Linked DNA regions of Homo sapiens: region 2 is linked to region 1. A link is a contact called in ENCODE Hi-C or POLR2A ChIA-PET data. All regions are on one chromosome and are shown on one strand. Each heading gives the region's core, a stretch centred on a gene start or an enhancer-like site at or near the end of the contact. The rest is flanking DNA. Distances are from core to core; before and after follow the strand shown. Region 1 has its middle 97 kb from the start of RASSF10. Region 2 overlaps BMAL1 (basic helix-loop-helix ARNT like 1).

Region 1 (5,257 bases), core at 258-2,757:
AAAGAAGAAAGAAAGAAGGAAAGAAAGAAAGAAAGAAAGAAAGAAAGAAAGAGAGGAAGGAAGAAAGAAAGAAAAGAAAAGAAAAAAGGAGGAGGAGGATAGGAAGGAAGAGAGAAAGGAAGAAAGAAAGGAAGAAAGAAAAGAAAAAAAAGAAAAGAAAAGAAGAAGGAGAGGAGGATAGGAAGGAAGAGAGAAAGGAAGAAAGAAAAAGAAAGAAAGAGAAAGAAAGAAAGAAAAAGAAAGAAAGTAAGAGATGTTTGGATGGAAGCCATGTGAACAAAGGAATAGAGGAAGGAAAATACAGGGCAGGTTCGGGGAATGTTCTGCTGTGACTGGAGCAAAGGGTGAATGGAAATCCAGTATAGGAAGCTGAGGCTGGATAACCAAATTACAGCCAACTGGTGGGAGAGTCTTAGACCTTGAGATTTGGGAGGATCCCTAACCCACCTTCTTCATTAGAGCAATAGAAGAGAAACAAGACCAGTGTCTTGGAGAGTATCAATGGCTGGTCAATACCAAAAGGCAAGTAAACGGCAGAGATGGAGGCTAAAGCTCCTGACTCTGAACTCCCTCCCCAGTTTCTTCTTCGCTGCAGCGTGCTGCCTCCTTTGAGATGGATATGGGAGGCAGGTGGAGTTGGTGATGGGACAGAGCTCTCCTGTGTGTTGCCCAGCCTCATTGCCTGCTTTCCTTCTCCAGACACAGTGTAATATCAGTGTTGGCTCCAAACAGCCAGGAGTGGCCAACATGACACGTACCCCTCTGTCCCTATCCTGTGCTGTCAAGCACCTTGTATATAGGCTGTTCCCAAGAGCAGACCAGGAGTGAAGTAGGGCAAGGGGCCCCATTCTTCTCAGCCCAACCAGCACTGGCCATTTCCTCTCTTGGCATGATTTTAGAATTTCCCATTCTCCTCCCTACTGCATTTCCTGCTCAAAGTAGATTTTTTTCCTAGGTCAACTCAGCTGCTCTCTAATTCGGGCAAAACTAGAGATGCAGAGAAAAATGAGAACCTGTTGGGGTTATTTTGGCCTATTGTTCCACACTACAGAGACATTAGATAACGACCTGATCCTGTACCTCTCCTACTCCGCCCCATCCCACGACCCTGGAAGGCATTGTTTGAGTGTTTTGTTTGCATTGTTCAGAGGTTCTCTTAATCTAGTTCAAATTTAAACCTTGATGAAAAAGACAGGTGCAGGCAGCTCTGTGGCTCTCAGTTATTGACCACTCTGTGCAAAAGCCCACACCATGCACACACGTCTTTGCACTGTCCACCATTTGTCCCCCACTTCCTCTTCCTCCCTGTCTGTCTTCCCCACTATTAATCCTTTGCTCCTATCCAGCTGGTCTCTGGATTATTCCCTGAACTTGCCTTGTGTTTTTCCACCTAAAAGCCTTTGTCCCCACCACCTGTCCCCATAAAATGTCCTCCCCACTTTTTTCCATCCAGCCAGATCAGATTCGTTTCACCCTCATTCAACGCCAACTGTTAGTTGGCACTGGGCCAGCACACGTTATCTCATCCTGCAAGGCCTAGCATACATTTATTCTTATCTGGGAAGCTTTCTGGGGCTACCCCAACTGGAAGTGACTACTTCCTCCTTTCTCTCACACTTATTGTCTGTACTGCTCATTTGGTGCTTAATACATCCTAGTACTTTACAATTAATCATTCACTTGCTCATTCATTCATTTAACAAGTATTTACTGAGTGATTATTATTTTGCAGACACTGTGGTAGATGCTGGAGAGATGCAGATGCAAAAGACACCCTGGTTGTCCCCTAGAAACTCACTCTAGTGGTCAAAATTGACACATCAGAAGCTGCTTGTCATAAAATGATGAGTATAGGTCACACTTCAGAAGTCCAGCAGTGGGGCTCCATGATGAATGAGTAAACAGTGGCTCTGTGAAGGTGGAGAGAAAGCGCATTTTCGGAAGGTAGAGGAAGAGCAGGTGCCCAGAGCTGAGGAGCATTGGAATAGGGCTACAAGCAGCACTTGCTGCTGGACCAGAGAATGTTGCCAAAGTATAGAATGTGCAAGATATCATTGGAGGACCTGGAGTTCCAGTCTTAGAGCTTGGCTTCATTCTGAGAGGCATGTTGTGCCATTGAGGGTTTTAAGCAAGGGATTGATTCAAGCTTTGTGGTTTAAGATCACTCTGGCTACTTTCTGAAGGGTGGATAAAACCAGGGAGAGATTTGAGGCAGGAAATTGTTAGGAGGCTGTGGCAATAACCCAAGGCAAGAGACATGAAGGTGGTAATCTCTGCCTGAGAAATGAAGAGACTCGATTTGAGAAATACACAGGATGTATAAAATTATACCGCAGTCACAGCTCTGGAGGCCCTCACAACCGAAAAGTGTGCATAAGTACAATTCAATGTATGGAACCTGTCAAGGATTAAAAAAGTGCTACCAGAGCACAGGAGAGATGGCAGATGACATTGTCTAAGAAATGTGGACCATGTCACGGACTTGTCATTCCTATAACATGGCTATTTATGCACATGTGTCAGACCTCTTCTCCTAGATTTTAGGCTCACTAAAGGCAGGGGACATGGAAAAGCTAAAGGACATCAGCTCTTGTCACAAGCAAGGCCTCTCTGCTCTCCACATTGTGGGTAGGGGTGTCCCAGGGAACTATGTTTGTAGCAGGCAGGTCAGGAGTTTCTGCAGCAAGGGCAGGGCAGGGAAAAAGCATCAAGACATGCTATGAACAGGCCACAGGGGTGATGTCCAGAGCACAGAATTGGAGCCAGGCTAGTCTAAGTTCACATTTCTGCTCCGCTGTCAGCCAGCTATGTGACCTTGGGCAAATAACTTAAGTCAAATTCAGTACTGAGTCAATTTCAGTATTATGTGAAAAATAAATGGAAATCTCTAGGCATGTACCTAGTACCTCTAGAGTACTCTTTGTTATAGATGTAGGTATCACTGATGTTGGCATCTCTTTTCTTATCCCTTCCCCTCACTAATCTGGGAGATCCCTGAGTGCAGCAGAGACTACATCTTACTCATATTTTACCCTCATTTTCTGCCACAGTACTTGCTGCACAGTAGCTGCTCAATCGATGTTTGTTGAATGAGTTCATATGAGCACTTACAATGTTACTTCTGAGCCCAGTAAAATTCCTTAATTTAGATTCACTGCCTACCCCTGAGATAGCACAGAAAAGAAACAAATTTGACAAAGACATTGTTCCTGCCCTCAAGGGGCAGAGATAATTTAAATCAAAGAAAAACTTTAGGTTCTTCAAGGCGCTGTCCTGTATGTTGTTCTCTGCCCACCTCATCTCTTCTCTTTCCTTTCCACACTGTGGTTATCTCATTCATTCACAAGACTTAAATCTATAGTTGATGATTTTCCAATGTATGTCTCCCACAGTGACCTCTCTCTGATCTAGATCAATATATCCAGCTGCCTACTTGACATTGCAAGTAGATTGACATTATCTACTTGCAATCTAATGTCTTAAATTGCACCTTGGACATTTCCACCTAGACTTGCTACTCCTCCAGCATGGCTTTTCTCACTGGGAGGCAGGTTCATCCACCAGATGAATGGTCCAAGCCATTCATCTGGGAGTAATCTTTAACACCTACCTCTCCCTCATGTCTACATCCGATAAAATTTCAGGCTCCCAAAGTAGATCTAGATCTAGGTTCCCTCCTCTTCTCCCGACTCCCACTGCCACCACCATCTCTCATGTGGAGATCATATGACCTCCTCTTGGTAGCCCCATTTTTACTTTTGCTTCTCTTTTTAGATAGTAGCCATAGAAGTATTTAAAACCATTATTCAGACCATAGTACTGATTTAAAAGCCTTTAATGATTTATCTTACAGTTGGGAAGAAATTCGAAATGCTTACCACGACCTGCTGGCCCCATGTGATTGGACTTCCTGCCACTCTCTTGCCTCCTCGCACTCCACTCTGCTTCTTCACTGTTTCAGCTATGCTAGCCTCCTTGTAGTTCTTCAGACACCCCATCCTCCTCTGGCCTTGTGGGTTTTGCATCCCCTGTTTTTCAGAGAAGGCCCTTGGCCCATCTCTTCTCTTAGGTAACTGACAACTCACTGATCCATTAAGCCTCAGCTGAAATGTTCATTCCTCTGGAAGGCCTTTCCTGGTCTCCCTTTCTAAACTAGATCCTTCTTTAAAGTACACATTCGAATTTTTTTATCCCTTGTTCCTTTATCGTACTTATAATTTGTATATGTATATGTTTTTGTGCAACTATTTTGTTTAGCATCTCTGCCCTCATTCTTACCCCAACATGTGCACACACATACACACCCAACTCTGTTGTTTACCATTGCATCTCCAGAGCCTAGCATAGAGCTTGGTCCATAGAACACAGTAGGTCTTTGTTGAATTAATATGTTCAAGGCTGTGAGGAAGAGACAAACATGGGCTGGGAGAGTTCAAAGGAGTTGAACCACCTCTGAATGGTGGTTCAGGCAAGGCTTCAAGGAAGATAAAGCATTTGGTGAAAGATTTGAAAATTGGGTGGAATGAAAAAGGCAGAGGGGAGTGGCACTGAAGGAGTGGGTGGAGGGAGGGGCTTTCCAGGTAGCTGGACAACCTGGCTGGAGAAAGCTGGGTGGTGTCTGAGAAACGATGAGTAACCGGGGTGTCTGGAATACAGGGCTTGTGGAGGGAAGAGGGCCAGAAAGGGCCTTACAAAAAGTAGCTTTTGGACCTATTCTTGAATCTCCAGGAGGTGATGATAGCAGGAGGAAGCAGACAAATCCCTAGGCAGATATTTCCCCAGTGAAACCTGACCTCCAAAACAAAGACAGTTTAAAGCTTGAAAGCCAAGCTACTAGTCTCAGATAAATCCACAGACCAGAAAAGAACCTCTCTTCCCATTTGGCACACTTTCCTCTGATTGATTCCCACCCATCACCTATTTTACAAGTACCTATCTTTCCCTAATTGGTTTTTTACACTGTTGTGCCCATCTTTGGGTGGTGCCTTAGTTTTAGCCTTTTTTGCATACTCACAAACCATTCAGCACGCACACCTGCATTCTGAGCCCATAAAAGCCCTGGACTCAGCCACACTTCAGGGGAACCACTCACCTTTGGGTTGGGGAGACTACCCACCTAGAGTCCCCTTTCTGCTAACAGCTGTTCTGTCACTCAATAAAACTCTTCTCCACCCTTCTCACTCTCTGGTTGTCCAAATAATCTCATTCTTCTTGGATATGGTACAAGAACTTGGGACCTGCTGGATGGCAGGTGCCA
Region 2 (4,724 bases), core at 307-2,806, 230 kb after region 1:
CTGAGAAGAGATGGTTGATCTTCCTGCCCAGGGAGTTCCTAGCCAGACTGGACAGTGGTTCTCAAACATGGTGCCAGGTGTTGTCAGATAGCAAACAATTAGTTTGTACACAGAATGTCCCCAAGGTCACCTACACATATTTGTTTTTCCTAATCTTTGATACCTACAGCCACTTACCTGCTTTCGAGTTCTCAGAGTTGAGAACATATAAATTTGCAGTAACAAGTGCACAGGAAATACTTGGAAAATGGCTGATGAGCTTTAGTTTGGAAATTTCATTTTTTTCTTGGATCTGGATTATAATTTCAGTACAAGCTAGCAATTTTTCTTGTTGGTAAAATAGTTTCTAGTTTTAAAATTATTTCTGTAGTTAATAAAGTTAACACTATTTCATGATGGAGGCTGCCCCAGCTCTGAACCAATTTTCAAAAGGCAGATTCTCCTCTTTCTCTCTCTTATTTCTTGCTCTTGAACATTTCACTGTGTTCTAGCAACTTTTCCTGTGTGTGACTCGGCCAGGAGACTGACTTGAGTAAGATCCAGGTCAAGGGGTTGTGTGGGTGGGTCGGTGGTAAGGAGGTGCTGAAGAACACTAAAACCTTTGCCTGAGAGGAGTCTGGGAAGTAGCCTGCGAACTGGAATGACCCCAGGCTTCCTGTCACGGTCATAGCCCATGGAGTTGGCAGACTTGATCACTCTATATTGTGTGCCCCCAGGTAATGGCATTAGTCATCGATACTGTCTTTTTTTTTTTTTTTTCTTTGAGAGAGAGAGTCTCAGTCTGTCGCCCAGGCTGGAGTGCAGTGGCGTGATCTCAGCTCATTGCAGCCTCTGCCTGCTGGGTTCAAGTGATTCTCCTGCCTCAGTCTCCCAAGTAGCTGGGATTACAGGTACATGCCACCACACCCAGCTAATTTTTGGATTTTTAGTAGAGACGGGGTTTTGCCATGTTGGCCAGGCTGGTCTCGAACTCCTGACCTCGGGTGATCTGCTCACCTCGGCCTCCCAAAGTGCTGGGATTACAGGCGTGATCCACTGCGCCCGGCCAATACTGTCTTTAAATCGTCCAGAGTAAGAAAATGTTGATAGCTTGTTGTCACAGCCCTGTCATTTTACACATTCCCTGAATTATTGTCTGGCACCAGCAGGTGTTCCAGAAACACTTTTGGTTCTTTGAGCCATTACTGGTCATTCCTGTCACCACTGCCACCACCAGATGTGGTTCTGAGAGCATTAAGTAAAAGTTTTGAAGGTTGTGTATGTTAAGACTGGTGCAAAGTCCATCCTCCTTCCTTCGGGCTGATCAGCCACACCCTGGCTATCAGCACTTATTTACTCATTTTCAAAGTGACAGAATGGTCCAGTGGGCAGGGGCATAAGGGGTCACTTCCTCTAACCACCCGCCAGTGCAGGAGGATCCCATCTGCGCAGTGGCTGCCCATGACAGGCAGTTCCCTAGCCCCAGTCGGACATCTCCGCACCAGGCATCCTGCTCCTGCTTTATGGACATCTTTGGCTCTTAAAAATCCTCCTTTATTCTGACCGCAGATCTGCCTTTTGGCAGTGTTTCCTTAGTGACCTAGTTCTGCTTTTTGTGGCAACACAGAACAAAGGTCGGTAGGCATGGCACAATTCCAGCTTAGAAGTTTGAAGGTAGTGCTCATGGACCCACATCCTTTCCCTCTCCACCCACTCTATCTCCCTCCACAAGGTTTATGTTCTCCAGTGCCTTCAGCCATTCTTTCTATGGCATGGCAGTCAGTATTAATCCCAGTAAAGGTAACATGTATCCAGAGAGTGCTTGCCATGGGCCAGGCACTGTTCTAAGCTCCGTACGTGAATTGTCTTATTTATGACTCAAAATCACCATATGAGGTGAGCCCTGTCATCATCCTCATTTTACCAATGAGGCAACTAAGGAACGAGGGCTCACATCTTGTCCCGAGCCATGCAGTCAAGCAGCAGAGCAGAGATTTGGGGCTAGGCAGTGTGACTCCAGAGCCCGTGCTCTTAGTTGTGGTGCAAGACTATCTTACAGCCTTTCCTGCATAGTGCCAAAAATAAGCCCATGGTGCACTAGACTTGGGCTGGCCCTGCTTTAACTTATTTTGCAAGAAATCATTAGACAGGAGCCTTAGTTGAACCATTTTCTGTGAAACCTTCAGAGTTTGTTTTGACAGAACAGACTGCAGGGCAGAGGCATCTGCACTGTCCCCAACAAATGGGTTCATCCTGTAGCTCTGCCAGGCCCCACAGGGTTCATAAAATGGTAGCTTTAGATCAAGGTGACAAATACAGGGCTCTTGATGTTTTTTTTTTTTTTCCTGAACATGGTGCCTGAGCAATAGGTTTCTTGTTTAAAGTGCTTAGTCATGGTTTTATGGCCAGAAAGTAGAAGGAGAGAGGTACCTAAGAATTGCAAAACTGGGTCATCTCTTCAAGTGCCTAATCCAATATTCAGTCTCAGAGAACAACTCCAGCAGTTACGGGGGTGGAAGGATGTGATGACCACCTACCATCCAAAACTGGGATGTAGGTGCCAAATACACATTCTCCTGAAATGATCCCTGGTGCCTCTAGCCAGGCTCTTCCAGGAGTCTAGAGAAAGATGGCCCATGACTTCATCCAGAGTCTTTGCTTCCTGTGCTCTGGGATGCCTGGGCTTTTCTGGCCACAGCCATACACTGACAGGGCCAGAAGGGCTGAGATGCTGGGATTGAACCATCTTTCTCTTTGTGAGTTGCTTTCCAGATAGCACGCATTCCGGTCACTATTTTCCAGAGATTTAAGCAGCAAAGTGAGGGACCCTCGGGCATCGACTCAGAGACCTGGAGGGGAGCAGCTTGAAGCAATGTAAAAAGCACTGGATAAAATCTGGTTCTACCAAAAATAGGGCTATGAGAGTTACCTCACCTCCCTGAAAGGTAATATCTTTATCTGAAAAATGGGGATGATAATACTACTAACCTGGAAGATTGACAGGAGGATTAGATGAGATTCTGCATGGACATAACAGTCCTTGGCATGATGTCTAGCAGTGAAGAAACATAAATATGAGAATAATAACTTCCTTCTTCCTCCGCTGTCTATTCCTTCTCTTATTCTAGTCCTGTCTGCTGTTGGGTTTTGTCTGTTGTTTTGGGTAAATAGCTAACCTCTCTGCCTCTTTTTGTCTGTAGAAATGCTACTGGTTCTGAATGGGTACTTCGCGCCCCCTATAGGACATCGTGGGAATGTGTGTGGGTGATCTGGATGTCACAGTGACCCAGACGAGGCTTTTACTGGGGGAAGAGGGGAAGGCAGGGGTGCTAGATATAATGCTTGGGGAACAAAAGATTGCCCAACATCTGCATAGCTGCCTAATGCTCAGTGCATTCTTGTGGGCAAAACCCTGCTTAAAATTATCTGGGCCTAGAGTCTGACTCCAATTAACACATAAACACAAATAATTTTTGCATGTTTTTAATATATACTGAATTTTCTGCGAACACAGCTACCAAGTATATAAGATTTACCTATTTGTTATGAATAGGTGCAAGCATTTCATATATCTTTCATGATGTTTTCTGGTGTAGCGGTGCCCCAATACTTACATATTGATTTACATGTTGTCTTATTTTTAACTATATTTCCTTTCTTCTTTGTATTACAGTTAGGGCATTATATTGATTATTTTTGGAATTATAAGTGTTGTAAGGTTATATTACTTACAGATTTCAAGAGAGCTAAAGACATATTTAAAATATTTTTATTGCATTTTTGACAATATGAAAGAGCAAGAGAGAGAGAGTGTGTGTGCGTGCATGCATGCACATGCTTACAAATTAGCTAGAAAAATCCTAAGACAGACTTTAAATGAAAAGAAATGGTTTCATAGCTCCTAGAAATGTCCTTTTACATAAGGATATGTAGTAGAAGTCCAAATTTTTAACTGCATTCATTGTCAGAGAAATGAGGTGTTTTGATGTTTCCCCTGTCCCTTTTAGAAAGTATATGATCCTAAAAGAGCCTGAAACAGTTTCCATTGTCATATTTTTTCATTTTTGCAATCTCTATTTTTTTCACTCCTCCCACCTGTGCATATATATATTTAAAAGCGTCCCCATATAGACTTTTAAAGAAAGAAAAGCCAGCCAGGCTCCCCACTCTTTACTAAGTTTGTTTTGATTGTTTTGTGGCCTCTGCCTGCACCTCGGCCTGAGTCAGACTGACTCTGGGAGCTGTGGGCAGGTCCAAGGGAAAGTCAAGGAGGTAATGAGGCTTCTCGTGGGGGCAACTTGTAGGCCAAGTTGGGTGGGTTGAAGTCAGTCTACCAGAAGCTTCCTGCCTCAAGCCTGGGCCTCTACCTGTCCTGAAACCTGAGGGCTCTCCAGTTGGACCACGAGGGTCTGACATCCAGGAGGATCCCCAGGAGAGAGCAACCGTCACTAGGGAATATGCTGCCCAGCACTGACTGTACTGAGCAGCAGTGTTGTGTGCCTGTTGGGTTGATGCCATGGATAGCCAGGCGTTCAGAACTGAACACGACACCTAAAAGGCAAACACGAACTGTGAATGTGCCAGTGTCAGATGCTGCCTTGGTGGTCATGTGTGGGCTGGCAGTAAGCTTTTGGTCCCTTAACACTCGCTGTTGGAAATTTCCCAAGGCTTTCATCTAGGGTAGCTGGTGTGTGATTTCCCTGTCCTTTGTTACTCCTATCTGGAAACTAGTTGAAATCTTTTCT

The links. Hi-C counts contacts between places; a loop is a spot of excess contacts on that map. ChIA-PET counts read pairs that join two places held with the same protein, here RNA polymerase II (POLR2A). Pooled maps may share reads with other maps.
Region 2: a loop to region 1 is called in a map of endothelial cell of umbilical vein, with 4 times the contacts of the local background. The contact joins two enhancer-like sites. A Hi-C loop is called at or near these places in 1 of 168 maps with a recorded cell type or tissue (endothelial cell of umbilical vein), 4 of 37 single-sample maps with no recorded cell type and 4 of 50 pooled maps. POLR2A ChIA-PET finds 5 or more read pairs at or near these places in 1 of 52 experiments (MCF 10A).

Annotation. Positions count from the first base shown.
Region 1 is chr11:13,103,985-13,109,241 of GRCh38, forward strand. No RefSeq gene overlaps it. Among named protein-coding and RNA genes, the nearest start is that of RASSF10, 97 kb to the left of the region's middle. Within about 2 kb of position 1,508, at least 3 of the 41 ENCODE cell types and tissues checked have a DNase peak (open chromatin) inside an H3K27ac peak, as active enhancers do.
Region 2 is chr11:13,332,220-13,336,943 of GRCh38, forward strand. All of the region lies in intron 3 of BMAL1 (basic helix-loop-helix ARNT like 1), which reads left to right. Among named protein-coding and RNA genes, the nearest start is that of BMAL1, 57 kb to the left of the region's middle. RefSeq lists a silencer at 1,443-1,737. Within about 2 kb of position 1,557, at least 10 of the 41 ENCODE cell types and tissues checked have a DNase peak (open chromatin) inside an H3K27ac peak, as active enhancers do.